Linked DNA regions of Homo sapiens: regions 1 and 2 are each linked to region 3. The links are chromatin contacts, found by Hi-C or POLR2A ChIA-PET in ENCODE. All regions are on one chromosome and are shown on one strand. The core of a region is the stretch at or near the end of the contact, and the rest is flanking DNA. Distances in the headings are between cores, read along the strand shown. Region 1 overlaps LOC105373456 (a long non-coding RNA gene). Region 2 overlaps LOC105373456 (a long non-coding RNA gene). Region 3 overlaps LOC105373454 (a long non-coding RNA gene).

Region 1 (4,234 bases), core at 296-2,795, 370 kb after region 3:
AGCCAAGTCGCAAGGTAAACGAGCAACACTCTAATAGTCTGGCCTTTTTTGTTTGTTTCTTTATGCATATTTATTGTTTTGATGTAATCTTTGTTGGTTATTTAGAGCAGATATGATCACCATACCCCAAGTATTCTGAAACACGTGAGTCTCTCCCATGGACATTTGTTCTATTTCATTGCATTGACTAGGGACTACCTAGGGACAGGGTTGAAGGTTGTGGTTATGTAAACTCAGATCCTTCATCATGTATATTCCATCTGAAGACAGCAATTAGACACATAACTAAAATACAAAGAAAGTACCTAATCACTAACTTGTAGAGTTATGTGGTTTAAATAAGAAAATTCCCTGGTAGGTAGAAAACTGCTAATATTAGCTGTTTTATTGATATTATTTTCTATCATCATCACCATCATCATCAGTGCAAGGAGGTAGTAACATAATTCTATGAATTGACAGAGGTGGAAGAATTTGATTTGCTGCTAGATTGATTCCATGGATATTGACAATGACCGCAAATATGGTCCTTGGATAAAGGATAGATAAAGGATAGGTCCTTGGAGAAAGGAAAATCATTAGTGGGCACACAGGGAGAACTGAAAGTGGAGAAGCAGGGATGTTTATTGCGCTGCTTTGTCAGGGTGCATTGTGGCAAAAAAAATCAAAACAAAACAAAACAAAAAACCTGTTTCAGTATTGGGGCCTATGCATTGACCTTTTGGTTCTGTCTTATTCTCTCTAATTAGCTCACTTCAACTTGGTGTGTTTTCTTTAGCATTGCATTTGGCATCAGCCTGGTCCCAGTATAACAATTTTGAGAGGATGAGAGACATGGATGGAAATAACCCCTCTAAAGTTACTATGACCTTCTCCCATAATGTATTGTAATGTGGTGGTAATGATAGGCACACTAGCTTCTGTACTTGAAGTTAAAAGAAAATTCAGTTCTGTTTTCTTTTCACCATCCACAAACTGTTATTTGTAATAACAGAGGGAAGAGTTTTCTATAGCTAGCCTGTCAGTGGTTCCAAACTGGAAATAACATCCAACCACTAACTGCTGTTTAATTTTTTTTTCTTTTTACTTTATTTCATGTGTAGCTATGTTTGCACAGCAGGGCGGCAAACATCTGAGGAAATGTCACTTGGAATAGCAAATAAGCTAGCAATGCCATTGTCTCTGCCTAAGGTTTTACCTTTGGTGTGTGTAGTTCTTATTTACTTTGGTGGGTTAATAGCCCCAGTTCACCAGAAAGACTTAATTTAAATAAAATGAAACCTGCGGGAAGATGAAAGGTGGCAAATGGCACTACTTGCCAAAATGTCAATTTCATGCTTGTGGTACTTTATTTCTCTAGAATGGGAAGCATTTCTAAGAGAAACCCATCACCAAGAGCATTGTTGGCTGCTGAATGACTGAGGGCAGAAGAAGGGAGTCCTGGTGAGAATTCAGCACAGGGCGGGGCCTGCAGAAGCCTAGATGCTCAGTGTATAATCTTTATATGTAACTAAACCCCAGACAGACTTCTTGTGTTTCTGAGGGATGCTCCTGTTTTCTCTCAGGGATTTCTATTTTGGGAGGTTGGCACAAAGAGACGTCAGTGGATGTTGGCAGAAACCATGTTTCTCTCCAGCTGCTCCAATGGAAATCAACATGTTACCGTGAGTCATATTTTTTCCTTTGCCAGTAGGGTTTTATACACCATCATCCCTACTCCAAGACATGCCTAGTGACCAGGAGCAGGAGGAATTCTTGGACCTCTGGGAGTTCATGGCCCTCTCCTTAAAGGAAGGGCCCAAACTCAAAGAAAAAGCTAGAGGTTAAGACAGAATCATACTACTTCCCTCCATAAAGTTGATAGTTTTCTCGTATCAGGGGCAGGATAGGGGCACAGATAATGGTATAGGGGTTCTTTTCTGGCACCTTGTGTCATATTATTTGCCCTTTTCCTCTCCAGCTAACTCCTTGTACCAGAGAGAAAAGCAAAGCATTTAAATTTATGAGTACTGATATAGTTCCAAGTCAGCATTTTAACTACTTTGCGTTTCAGTTTACACATCTGTAATACGTGAATAGTAACCACTTCCTCAGAATTGTTGAGAAGATGAAATTAGATAATTGAGTTTAGTGCATGTAAAATGTTCCCAGCAAAGTTCTGCTGGAGGTAAGCCTTTTTAGATCCAAGATTTTCAACCTAAGATTTACCTCCAGAAGTATTTTGCTGGGAAAATTTTACATGCACCAAACTCAACTGCTGTATTCATGATAGTAATATTTTTTCTTTTGTATAATACCTTTCTTCAAAGATACAACTAAGTATATAACAAAAATTCAACTCAGATATATTTCGTTACCCATCTTTCTTTATGCAAGCATGTACTTTCTTCCTATGATTTACTAGGCATAGGCATAGGCATAATGACATTTCAGAATTATGCTCGTTACCATGATGGCAACAAGGCTGGATGATGTAGCATTTAATCAGGCATAGTTCTGGCCTTTTAAACAGCTCACAGTCTGATAATATAATTTAATAAAACTATGTGTAATTCAAAATAAACTAGCCAGAGTAGGGTGGAGGGGAGTGGTGAAGTAGGATCAAATAGAGTTTTTGAAGGAGCTAGTCTTTTGGATGGGCCTTGAATTACTTGGGGGCAATACATGTAAATATGTAGATATAGGAAGGAGCATGGAGATTTTGGGGAGTAGGTAAGTGGCTGGATACACAGGGCATTTATTCTTTAGGTCTCTATTGAATTTTAGTGAGCATTCTCAATGAATGAGATCCATGAATTGAGACTCAATCAGAATTTTGAAATAGAAGGAATCAGTGAAAATGCCAAATCTCTAGTAGTCATTCTGAGTTACTTTACCAATCACCAGTGCTTGACTTAGACCAAAGGACACAGGTTAGCCTATGTCCCAGATAAGGAGGTTTTGCTAACCTTACGCAAGTTTATTAGATACGATTTAAGTGGGTAGACCTGGAGATCCACAGTACACATTTTAAACCATTTCACTGATATTCAGAAGGTGATTTAGACAGGTTTGAAAGAGTTATCAAAAGAAATCAGATCAATCCTGCCTATCCTAGAAGTACTTAGAAACCCGAAGAAAGGAGCTAAGATGACAGTTCTTTTCTGAAAAATGCAGAGAGAGGCTATGCATTCTTTGGTGATGTGCTCCAGAAAAATGTTAACAAAAGGATGGTTTTTACTCTTAAACCATCAACTGATTTTGGCCTGCAAAGCACCAGATGGCTTGCATTACTTGTAATGTGCTTTGGTGTGTCTCTGATGATAAATATGAAGGGTCCTTTAAGATATACAGAAATATTAAGCAACTAAACATGCTTTTTCCCCTCCCTTTGAAAATTTAAGGAGTTGAAAGAAACATAAAGGCCTTTTAAACACAGGAAAAGTTATGTATGGTTAGATCAATTTTGCTCCCACTACAATAAGCCAATGAGGACCTCTCCTTAGGGGAAAGAATAATTAAGTTTGAGCTCCAAAGGTCAGAACTCTAGCCTGGCATAAGAAAACAAAACCGAAATCACTTTTCACAATTCAGCCTCAGTTCTCGGTTTGTGCCTCAATGGTATCTCACAGTTTTGTTTGTTTTGTTTTGTTTTTCACCAAAAGTCATCATGTAGCAAGACAGGTTTTTGTTTTGTTTTGTTTTGTTTTTTTCTTGCTGTAAGCCAAGCATATTCTTATCACCAATTCTTCCCTTACTTATTCTGGGTGCAAAGCCTTTCATAGCCACTCTAGTTAATATTGATGTCTACTCCCTCTGACCTCCTAATTCCAAGTCTCCCCCATTACCCAACCACCCTACTTATGAGCTGAAACCCAATGCACAGAGCTTCTGGGGTGGGTGGTCTTTAAGTACAATCTAATCTCATAACCAGTGATATATGTGCCCTGTAAATACCTTATTTAATTGATGCTGTCTTCCCTTAACACGAAGCAGAGAGCCTGGTAAAAAGTGAGAGCCCTGCAATATTTTCTGTTTGGTCACTGTGGCCAATGGGCTACACTTAGAAACCACCGCTTTGTTCAACTGAACCAGATAGCATATGACAAAGAGTTTTCCAGCATACTCTCCTAACTTGACCTGCCTCATAATTGTATTGTTGATACAAAAAATTTAAAGAATCTCTTTATTTATTGACTGAACAAGTATTTTATCCCAGGCTCTGTCCTAAGCTTTGGGGATAAACTAATAGGAA
Region 2 (4,581 bases), core at 254-2,753, 300 kb after region 3:
TTTGATTTGCATTTCTCTGATGGCCAGTGATGATGAGCATTTTTTCATGTGTCTGTTGGCTGCATAAATGTCTTCTTTTGAGAAGTATCTGTTCATGTCCTTTGCCCACTTTTTGATGGGGTTGTTTGATTTTTTCTTGTAAATTTGTTTAAGTTCATTGTAGATTCTGGATATTAGCCCTTTGTCAGATGGGTAGATTGTAAAAATTTTCTCCCATTCTATAGGTTGCCTGTTCACTCTGTTGGTAGTTTCTTTTTGTTTATTCTCTGTGGAGTTACTAGCTCTGCACTGGACAAGGACCAAGGCTTTTCTGGGAAGAGGTCTGGGACCACCTCTGATTTCATGTTGGACCTGCATTTCTGCTTGTGCTGGGTCAGGTGTTTAAAAGATTAGTCATCAGAAAGGGCAGCAAGACAGCACCCCTTTCTTTGTTTCATTTTCCTTTTTCAGAAGATGGTATCTCATCCTGGATATATGGAAAGAGATGGGGAGGCAGTTTCTTTGGGCATGACAGTGGGAGAGAGCCATGCATTGAGCTGACTGCAAGACAAGCACCTGATTCTTTTCTGCCTGGAAAGCCCACTGTGCTCACCTACACCCCATGTATTTCCACTCCTCCTGCTCATACCGCTTGTCATGAGCTCATTCTTCTCAACTGCCATTGGTTTACGCTTTGGTCTCCCATAGGCTCTGTGTCCTTCATGCTCTTCCCCACTGGCCATGTCTCCTTGCCACACTGTAGCACACGTGATCCCATTCATCTGTGGTCTCTGTGCTGTAGGGACCACAGGACGCGCTGGAAGAGAATGAGCTTTGTTTCAGACAGAAACCGCAGCTCTCCTTCATCACATTTTGAATGTGGGGCTTTGGGCTAATTACTCTAACTCCCTGAGTGTTAGTTTCTTTCATAAGAAATGAGGATAGAAATATTTTCTTTGCAATATGGTTGTGAGAATGACATAAACCAAATATGATGATGTATGTAAGATATCTAGTATAGTATTGGTGCATGGCTGGCATCACATATGTGCCATTTTATATTATTTTAAGGTCTCAGTGTACTTGGACATTGTCTTTTAATTCATATTAGCTAGAATAGAGCTAAAACAGTAAAACATGGTGTGTATGAAATTTGAGGTCATCCAGCTTTGTGCTTTCTCATTGTGTGGCTTGAGGAAATTCCTTAAACTCTCCATCTTATTTTTAGCATCCAAAAATTAGCAGAATAATAAGTATTCTGTAGAGTTATGTGAAGGTTAAATGTGATATGTATTGAGGTAATTAACAAAGAGCGCCACCTAGTAAATCCTCAACAAATATTGGGGATTGCTCGTCAGAACAAGCTGAGTGAGATCAAGCCAGGAGTGACTGTTTGTGCAAGTGAGATTTGGCCTTCCCCTCTCCCTAGAGCTCACTTCTCCTATGTAAGATCAGGCGAGTGGGGAGGGGGGAGGCCTTTGGAGATGCCATGGGCCAAAGCTCAAGGAACTGTGAGGCCTGCTCCAGGCCACACAGGGAGCTAATGGCCAAACCTACTGAAGTCCTGGCTGTTTCACAGTTCCCTGGGGGCTGACCTCTCTGCCACCTCTCATTTCTGTACCTTTTGACCTACAGGAGTGCACAGCAAGGCCTTTGACAAATAAACAGTGGCCTAGATATTAAACTGCACCTGAAGCTGGTTATGCAGGTTCACTTAGCATTTGAACCAAGAGCGGAAACTCAGCTATACTCAGACTGCAGAGGGATTAACCCATTCTCAGACTCAGCCTGTGAATTATTGCCCACTGAGTAAATAGAAAAAGGGAGGGATGAACTAAATCTCATTCAAAGAAGCTCAAACGTGTGTAATTTTTAAAAACAAACCAAAAGTAAAAATAAAAAAAACAAAAAATAATCAGAAAGAAACAAAACAGATTTGGATATGGAAAACAATGCCAAGTCACCTTTCTGCTGCTGTCTCCCACATTAGAAAAGGAGAGAAGATGATGGATGATGGCAAAAAGGGTCCACCTCACTCCTCTGGCCTTGATTAGTTTCAGAAGGAACAAAGTATCATCTTCAAAATATGCTAGTTACTACTAAGCACCTGCTATATTTAGTGTGCTGTTTTTAGCTGAGCAGCCAGGGACAGGTGATGTGGCACTTGGAGAGAAGGAGAGAGGTCCTTGGGATATCTAGGGTGCCTGGCTGTCCCTGTGTGCCTGGGACTGAGGGGTTTCCCAGAACATGAGACTGCCAGTGTTAAAATCAGGCAGACGAAGGCAGTGGTTACCTTAACGATGTCATGAATACTTCATGAAATATGATGTTTCTAATTTTCTGAGATTGTTAGGCACTAACTAGATGGTAGTCAAAGTAAGATTCTGAGAGCCTAGAGTAATGCCACATTAGGGTGGATGACTAGAAAAGACTTATTGATAGGTGCCTGTATTTGGAACAGACAGGGGTCAGCATTAAGATGCTCTAGGACAGAGGAAAGCTTGAGCAAAACTGCAGAGAGAGGAAAGCACAAAGCATCCACAGGTACTTGGATTGCACATGTGGGCCTGTGCATGATGGCACACACGTGCACACACACACACACATATACACACACACTCTGACCATTCTCCGTTGTTGCCCATTTCAGCTAATGGCACAAGCATTCTTTCAGATCTCAGCCAAAAACCTCAGAATCATTCCCAAATCCTCTCTTTTTTGTCTTCCCCCACCCCACTCCACGTACAAATTAATCCATCTGGAATCTTTGCTAGTTCTCCCTCCAAACAGATCCAAGACATCATCTCTTCTGCCACAGCCCTAGACCTCAGCACTGCCATCCCTCACTTAGACAACTCTACCCTGGACTGTTCTCTCCCATGGCTGTTTTTCCAGCCCTCTGCCTATTCTACACCAGCGGCCCGGGCGCTCTCTGCAAAGCACAACCTGGTTATGCGCTTTCTACTTTACTGACTCCTGTTTAAAGCTCTCAAATAAGTTCTTTATCAGGAAAACAAAATCCAGACTCTTATCTTGTCCTGTTGAGGACTTGCACCATCTGGCCCCATCTGCGCCTCCAACTTTATTACTCTTTTCTCTTATGGTGTAACAAATGATCACAAACAGAGCAGTATGAAGCAACTGCCATTTATTAGCTCACAGCTCGGTATGTCAGAGGTACAGCACGGCATGGCTGGGTTCTCTCTAGGGCATGGCTATGGTTTGGGTCTGTGTCCCCACCCAAATCTCATGTTCACTTTTAATACCCCATGTTGGAGGTGAGACCCATTGGGAAGTGATTGGATCATGGGGCCATTTCTCATGAATGGTCGAACACCAACCCCTTTGGTGCTGTTCTCGTGATAATGAGTGAGATCGTGAGATCTCACTCATGGCACCTCTCGCCTCTTTTCTTCCTGCTACAGCCACGTGAGGTGCTTGCTCCCCCTTTGCCTTCTGCCATGATTAAAAGTTCCCTGAGGCTTCCCCAGAAGCCAAGCAGAAGCCATTATGCTTCCTGTACAGACAGCAAAACTGTGAGCCAATAAAACCTCTTTTCTTTACAAATTACCCGGTCTCAGGTATTTCCTTCTAGCAGTGCAAGAAGGGACTAATACAGGCATCATGAGCCTGAAATCCAGGTCTTGGTGGGACTGAGTTCTCTTCTGGAGCCTCTGGGGAAAAATCCACTTCCTATGCCATTCTTTTTTAAAAAATTAATTAATTTTTTTACTTTAAGTTCCAGGATACAGGCACAGAATGTGCAGGTTTTCTTGTGCCATGGTGGTTTATTGCACCTATTAACCTGTCTAGGTTTTAAGCCCCACATGCATTAGCTATTTGTCCTAATGCTCTCCCTCCTCCTGAACCCACCCCCAAACTGTTCCTGGTGTGTGATGTTCCCCTCCCTGTGTCCATGCATTCTCATCATTCAGCTCCCACTTATGAGTGAGAACATGTGGTGTTTTGTTTTCTGTTTCTCTGTTAGTTTGCTGAGGATGATGGCTTCTAGCTTCACCCATGTCCCTGCAAAGAACATAATCTCATTCCTTTTTATGGCTGCATAGTATTCGATGGTGTATGTGTACCACATTTTCTTTAACCAGTCTATCATTGATGGGCGTTTGGGTTGATTCCATGTCTTTGCTATCGTAAATAGTCCTAGCTCATTCTTACTATTGGTAAAAATCAGTTCCTGGAAGTTGTCGAACTGAGACTTTTGTTTCCTTGCTGGCTGCCAGCCAAAGGGTCACTCTCAGCTCCTTACTGTGTGGTCTCCTCCATCTTCAGGCCAGCAATGGTGCACTGAATCCTCATGCTCTGAGTCTCTGACTTTCTCTTCTGCCACCAGCTGAAGAAAATGCTCCACTTCAAAGGGCTCCTGTGATTAGGTCAGGCCCACCCAGATCATCTCCCTTGTTAAAAGTCAACTGTTTTGTAGAATATAGCCTAATCATGGGAATAAAATGCTTTACATTTATATTTCTGGGATTACACAGGGTGTGTACATAGGGAGAGAGAGTGAAAATCTTAGAATTCTACCGACCTGTCATGTTTCAAATGTCTTCTCAATTTTTCATTCACTGCTTCAGCCAAATTGGG
Region 3 (4,443 bases), core at 198-2,697:
AAGTTCTGTCTTCCGTACCCACGGTCTCTTTTCGCATTTTGCGCAACATCATTTGCTGCTTCATCTGACCTAACTCGGTGGGTTTCTTGATTTTAATGTGTGTAGAAATTACTTATTGGAGAATTTTATTAAACATGCACATTCTTAAGCCTGGCGTCCAGTGATCCTCTTTTGGGAGGCCTGGGCAAGGGCCACGACGTAGGCACGCTTCACAGGCACCCAAAAGGTTCCCACGCAGCAGTGACCCATGAAACATGCTTTGAGGAACACTCATCTGATGGTTCTGGAGTGGGGTTGGTCTCCCTCACAGACTCAGGCTCCTGGGAGCCAGGGACTCATTTGACATTGCAGTGAAACAGAGAACATGGAAAGGGACATGCCATGTAGTCAATCCAAATTGGATGAGTAAGTGAATCAATGAATGACTAAGGCACATGCAATAGGGAAGGTCATTGTCACCATGAACTGAAACTTTCCGGCAGTGTTGGAGAAGGTAAGGTGAGTGGGAGACGTGGTACAAGACAGGCTTCAAAGCTGGGTCTCTGATGGGTCACCAGAAACAGTAGGGTCCTTGTAAGGCAATGCTTCTTCTCTAGCAGACACATTTTTCCAGAGGGAGTCTGTCAGCCTCCATGATATTTTAAGCTGCATCCCTCAAAATGTCGTAAAGGAGGATTAAAGTATAAATGATTGTCAGTTCACTCCTGTCCTCCTGGTACTGCGCTGAGCATCTCAGGCTGTTTGGAAGACAGGGGCAGCAAGGGAGGGGAGGAGCAGGGGAGGGCCTTAAAATGTGACTGAACAGAGCCTGCAGAGAATGAGGAGCTCTGGTGTGTCTTGGGGGGCTAAAGCAGTTCACAGGCTGCTACTTTTTTTGTGACATAGCTTTTACGGGGGGAGAGCCAGAATATTAAGCTCATTGCTTCCAGATGGGAAGGTTGGACAAGACAGAGAGGCTTTGGCTCCGAAAGCTTGGACGCTGTGGTGCGATATGGATGTGACATATTGAAGTAATCGAGATAGAAGATCTGGCTTTAGCCAAGGCTGTCAGATAGATACTTTTTAAAACATTACATGGTTTGTAACAAGGTATTGTGTATCCTCACAGAAACTCTGCCGCCTAGGTCTCTGGGAAGGCAGTGGGGGGAAAAGTGTGCTTATTTTGCTTGAGTTACTAAAGCTCCTTTTATATATGAGGAATTTGGCATCTCCTGGCTGGGAACGGCTGAGCCAACAGTGTCCGATGCACTTGTAATGTAGATCATGCTAGTGACTTGCTAAGTGAGTCCAGGTGTTTGCATAAGAGGCAGGGTCCTAAGCACCTCCTTATTTGAGCCCCGAAGCAATCATGGCCCAGTGCTTCAAATGAGCCTCAAATCTGTTTAATAAATCATCCTTCTATTTATAGAGTTAATCCAGGGAGAAAGCCTCCGTGTTGTCTGGTGGGGCATGTGCCACCAGAGGGCGCCCGATGTCTGCCTCATTCCATCAGAGTGGCTCTTGCTATATCAGGGGTTTTGCCTCCCCTGCAAGCTCCTTTATCCAGTCCTTTCCTTCCTGAGCTTTCAGGCCCTGGATGGCATACCTATGGATCAAAGCCAGGTGGGGCAGGGAGAACCCCCAGACCCTTTCACGAGGGACCCTTTCTCCTCCAGTGTCTTCAGTGAGAACTTCCCTCTGGGCCAGCCTGCCCATGCACGCTGTGGAAAGGGAGAGAAGGCCCTGCCTCATTTGGAAATCCTGAGTTTGCAATGTGCTGGTTTACTTGCAATTCTCATGTTCAGAGAATGGGCCCCTTCCTTGGCTAACTTCACACCTGAGAACATGTCGGGGCATCCCTGCGGACCCAGTGTCTGCTTCACATTTCAAAGGCTGGGAACTGTTAAGCTTGTATTTTGATTAAAATTTTGTATTAGCGCCCCCCCCCTTCAATGTAATTTCAGGATATTTAATTTCAACCAATCATCTGAAGGAAAGTGGGGGGAGGAGGTATCTGATGTGAAACAGCACACGGGGAAAGCCAGCCAAGTTAGAAAATAGAGCAGCTCGGGGCTGTGTCGATGTGACAACTGAAGTCTCTTTTGTTCTCTCAGGCAGGGTCTGAAACCAAAGCCCCTCAAGGACAGGAGATCTACCTCTGGGCTTGGAATCAAGAGGACCAGTCGTTCCGGGAGGCCTCCCTGCTACCTTTGGGGCCTTTGGCAAGTCCCTGAAAGTTTCCAGGTTTCAGCCACCTATTTGGGCTCTGGGGAGAGGAATGCCTACCATTTGCCTCTGGCTCTGGGATTTTAAAAGGAAAAGCAGCAGAGTCTTTGGAAAAACCAATCTCTGAAGACCCAGGGTGAACATTAGTTACAACACCCTAGCTTCGAGGTGATGTAAACTTCAGGTACGGAGGTTACGCTCAGAGGAATAAAGGAGCATTCGTCAAACATGAGCTCCCCTCGATTGTGGTCTAGGGTGGAGACCAGTTATTCAAGTGTCTGTGGGCCCAGGCAGGTAATGAAAATGTAGTTATGGGGGAACGCCCGGCTCAGAACAGGCGTAGAGTAAATAGTTGTTGTTGACTGACTGAAGGAATAAAAGTGGGTCTGATATAAGACAATAGGGAATGGTACAAACCTTGTCAAACTGGAAGGTACATGACTTGAATTTGATGTTCAAACTATTGCTTTTTAAAACACTAGTTTAAACATCTTCTGGCCCTAGAGCTACCAATTTGTATCTCTGTATCCACTTTTATATATTTTAGGCCCATTTAAAAGACCAGGAAAGGAGGAAAATAAATCTAGCAGTATAGGACGTTCTTAATCTTGTCAGTTAACCCTAATTTTAACACCCCATCTCTGTTTGTCATTCTACTTAACCACTTTGGATTAAGCAAATTCAGTCACTTTGGAAATAGTACGTGTGGATGGTACCTTACAGGATGAAGGACCATAACAATATTCTCTAGCGCAGGCCTCTACCTCCACAGGGGGACAGACTGATGAGCCAGATCAACTCCTGCATCCTCTTCCTCAAGGAAAGCCCCCATCAATAAAACCACAAGGTTACAGTGGAGCCAGAGGGAGAGCTGGCCTGAGTTGAGACCTCCTCATGGAACTCATGGCTTCAGTTTCCTAAAATGGGGATTGTACTCCCCTAGCTCTCCTTGCTTCACAGAGCTGTTTGTGACAACTCATGAGTAATGTTATGTGAAAGGGCTTCACACACTGCAGTGTGCTGAATAAATGTAAAGAGTCCATGCTATCCAATTTGGAGACAGAAATTAGAGGACTCCTCCTCACACTAGTTAAGTACATCTCTTAAATTGCTTGGACTGTTGGCGTGGTTCTCGCCAGAGTTGAATATAATTCCTCTGTTGATGGGTCAGCCTTTATTTCCCCCAGTGCTGTTTCTTACTTGAGTTAATGAGTCCAAAGCTCATGTTTGCATGCTACCTCTGACCCTCACTAAGTGCTCACCTGCAGCTCTGCCCTGTCCTCAGAATGATGTGACCCTCAGGGCCAAACACTCCACAGGCTGCACTCTGCCACCTCCAAATCCCCACCAGTGGGTCCAATTCTCAGTCATCTGCTTGTTGTATTTCTGTTGTTTCTGTATTCATGTCAAGGATATTTGGCTGCAGAATTCCTGCAATATATTTTAGGTGAATGTGCAGCATGATCTTATTCTGGAGTCCAGGAGACTCCACCTAGGATTGCTCACAAGTAGGTCAAGTGGAGGGGGTGGCTAAGGCCAGTTTTTCTGCTTGCTATGCTGGTGCAGGCAGAGGCTTTAGAGTTATGTTTCCAATAAAAGGCATAGATTTTCACTGCCTGATGATCAAAGTCAAACTCCTAAGCCTGGAATTTGAGGCTCTCAAAATCTGGCAATATCATTTTTTCCTTCTTCTCTTCTAGTTTCTTCTGTGCACCACAGGCCTCATGCACCAGGGTGCACCCCCTTCCATGTACATATTCCACATTTTCACACATCAAGCATGCATATGTACAATTTATACATACAGTTTCCTCTGATTCTTTTTTGTCCTTAAATGTCTGCCTGCTATCATCATGACCATTTTTAGGGAGAAATGCTTACCCGTACCTCCTATTTCCACAGAGAGGAGAGGCAAAGTCGAGAGTTTCACCACTCTCTTTAGGAGGAGAAAAGATGGAGGAACATTCCCAGCCCCTGACTCCATCTTTGACTCGCTCTTCCTAGGAGAAGAGGAGTAACTGGGATCAGAACCTGAGCATACCCAGCTCAGCTCCACCATCCCTCCGTCTTCAGGGCTCCTCCTGCCTGCAGATCAAGGGCTTCTTGCCTGGCTCCCACTTACTTTCTCCCTGTGGTTGCCGTCTAGAGGCAGTCATGAAGCCCCGTGCTCAGGGCAAGTCCCTCCACGGGGGCAGGACTGGCATGAAGGAGTAATGCCCTCTGTAGTGGGAAGGGTGA

What was found. Hi-C counts contacts between places; a loop is a spot of excess contacts on that map. ChIA-PET counts read pairs that join two places held with the same protein, here RNA polymerase II (POLR2A). Pooled maps may share reads with other maps.
Region 1: a map of HepG2 shows a loop between it and region 3 (3-fold over the local background). The contact joins two enhancer-like sites. A Hi-C loop is called at or near these places in 7 of 168 maps with a recorded cell type or tissue (Calu3, HepG2, OCI-LY7 and 4 more), 2 of 37 single-sample maps with no recorded cell type and 13 of 50 pooled maps.
Region 2: a loop to region 3 is called in a map of Calu3, with 2.2 times the contacts of the local background. The contact joins two enhancer-like sites. A Hi-C loop is called at or near these places in 3 of 168 maps with a recorded cell type or tissue (Calu3, HepG2 and heart left ventricle), 1 of 37 single-sample maps with no recorded cell type and 6 of 50 pooled maps. POLR2A ChIA-PET finds 5 or more read pairs at or near these places in 1 of 52 experiments (activated CD4-positive, alpha-beta T cell).

What each region holds. Positions count from the first base shown.
Region 1 is chr2:18,888,575-18,892,808 of GRCh38, forward strand. The region is part of intron 4 of LOC105373456 (a long non-coding RNA gene); the gene reads left to right. Among named protein-coding and RNA genes, the nearest start is that of LINC01376, 140 kb to the right of the region's middle. Within about 2 kb of position 1,546, at least 2 of the 41 ENCODE cell types and tissues checked have a DNase peak (open chromatin) inside an H3K27ac peak, as active enhancers do.
Region 2 is chr2:18,822,993-18,827,573 of GRCh38, forward strand. The region is part of intron 4 of LOC105373456 (a long non-coding RNA gene); the gene reads left to right. Among named protein-coding and RNA genes, the nearest start is that of LINC01376, 200 kb to the right of the region's middle. Within about 2 kb of position 1,504, at least 3 of the 41 ENCODE cell types and tissues checked have a DNase peak (open chromatin) inside an H3K27ac peak, as active enhancers do.
Region 3 is chr2:18,519,249-18,523,691 of GRCh38, forward strand. LOC105373454 (a long non-coding RNA gene) reads left to right here. Exons shown (of 8, transcript XR_001739302.1): 8 at 2,094-4,443. Among named protein-coding and RNA genes, the nearest start is that of RDH14, 39 kb to the right of the region's middle. Within about 2 kb of position 1,448, at least 6 of the 41 ENCODE cell types and tissues checked have a DNase peak (open chromatin) inside an H3K27ac peak, as active enhancers do.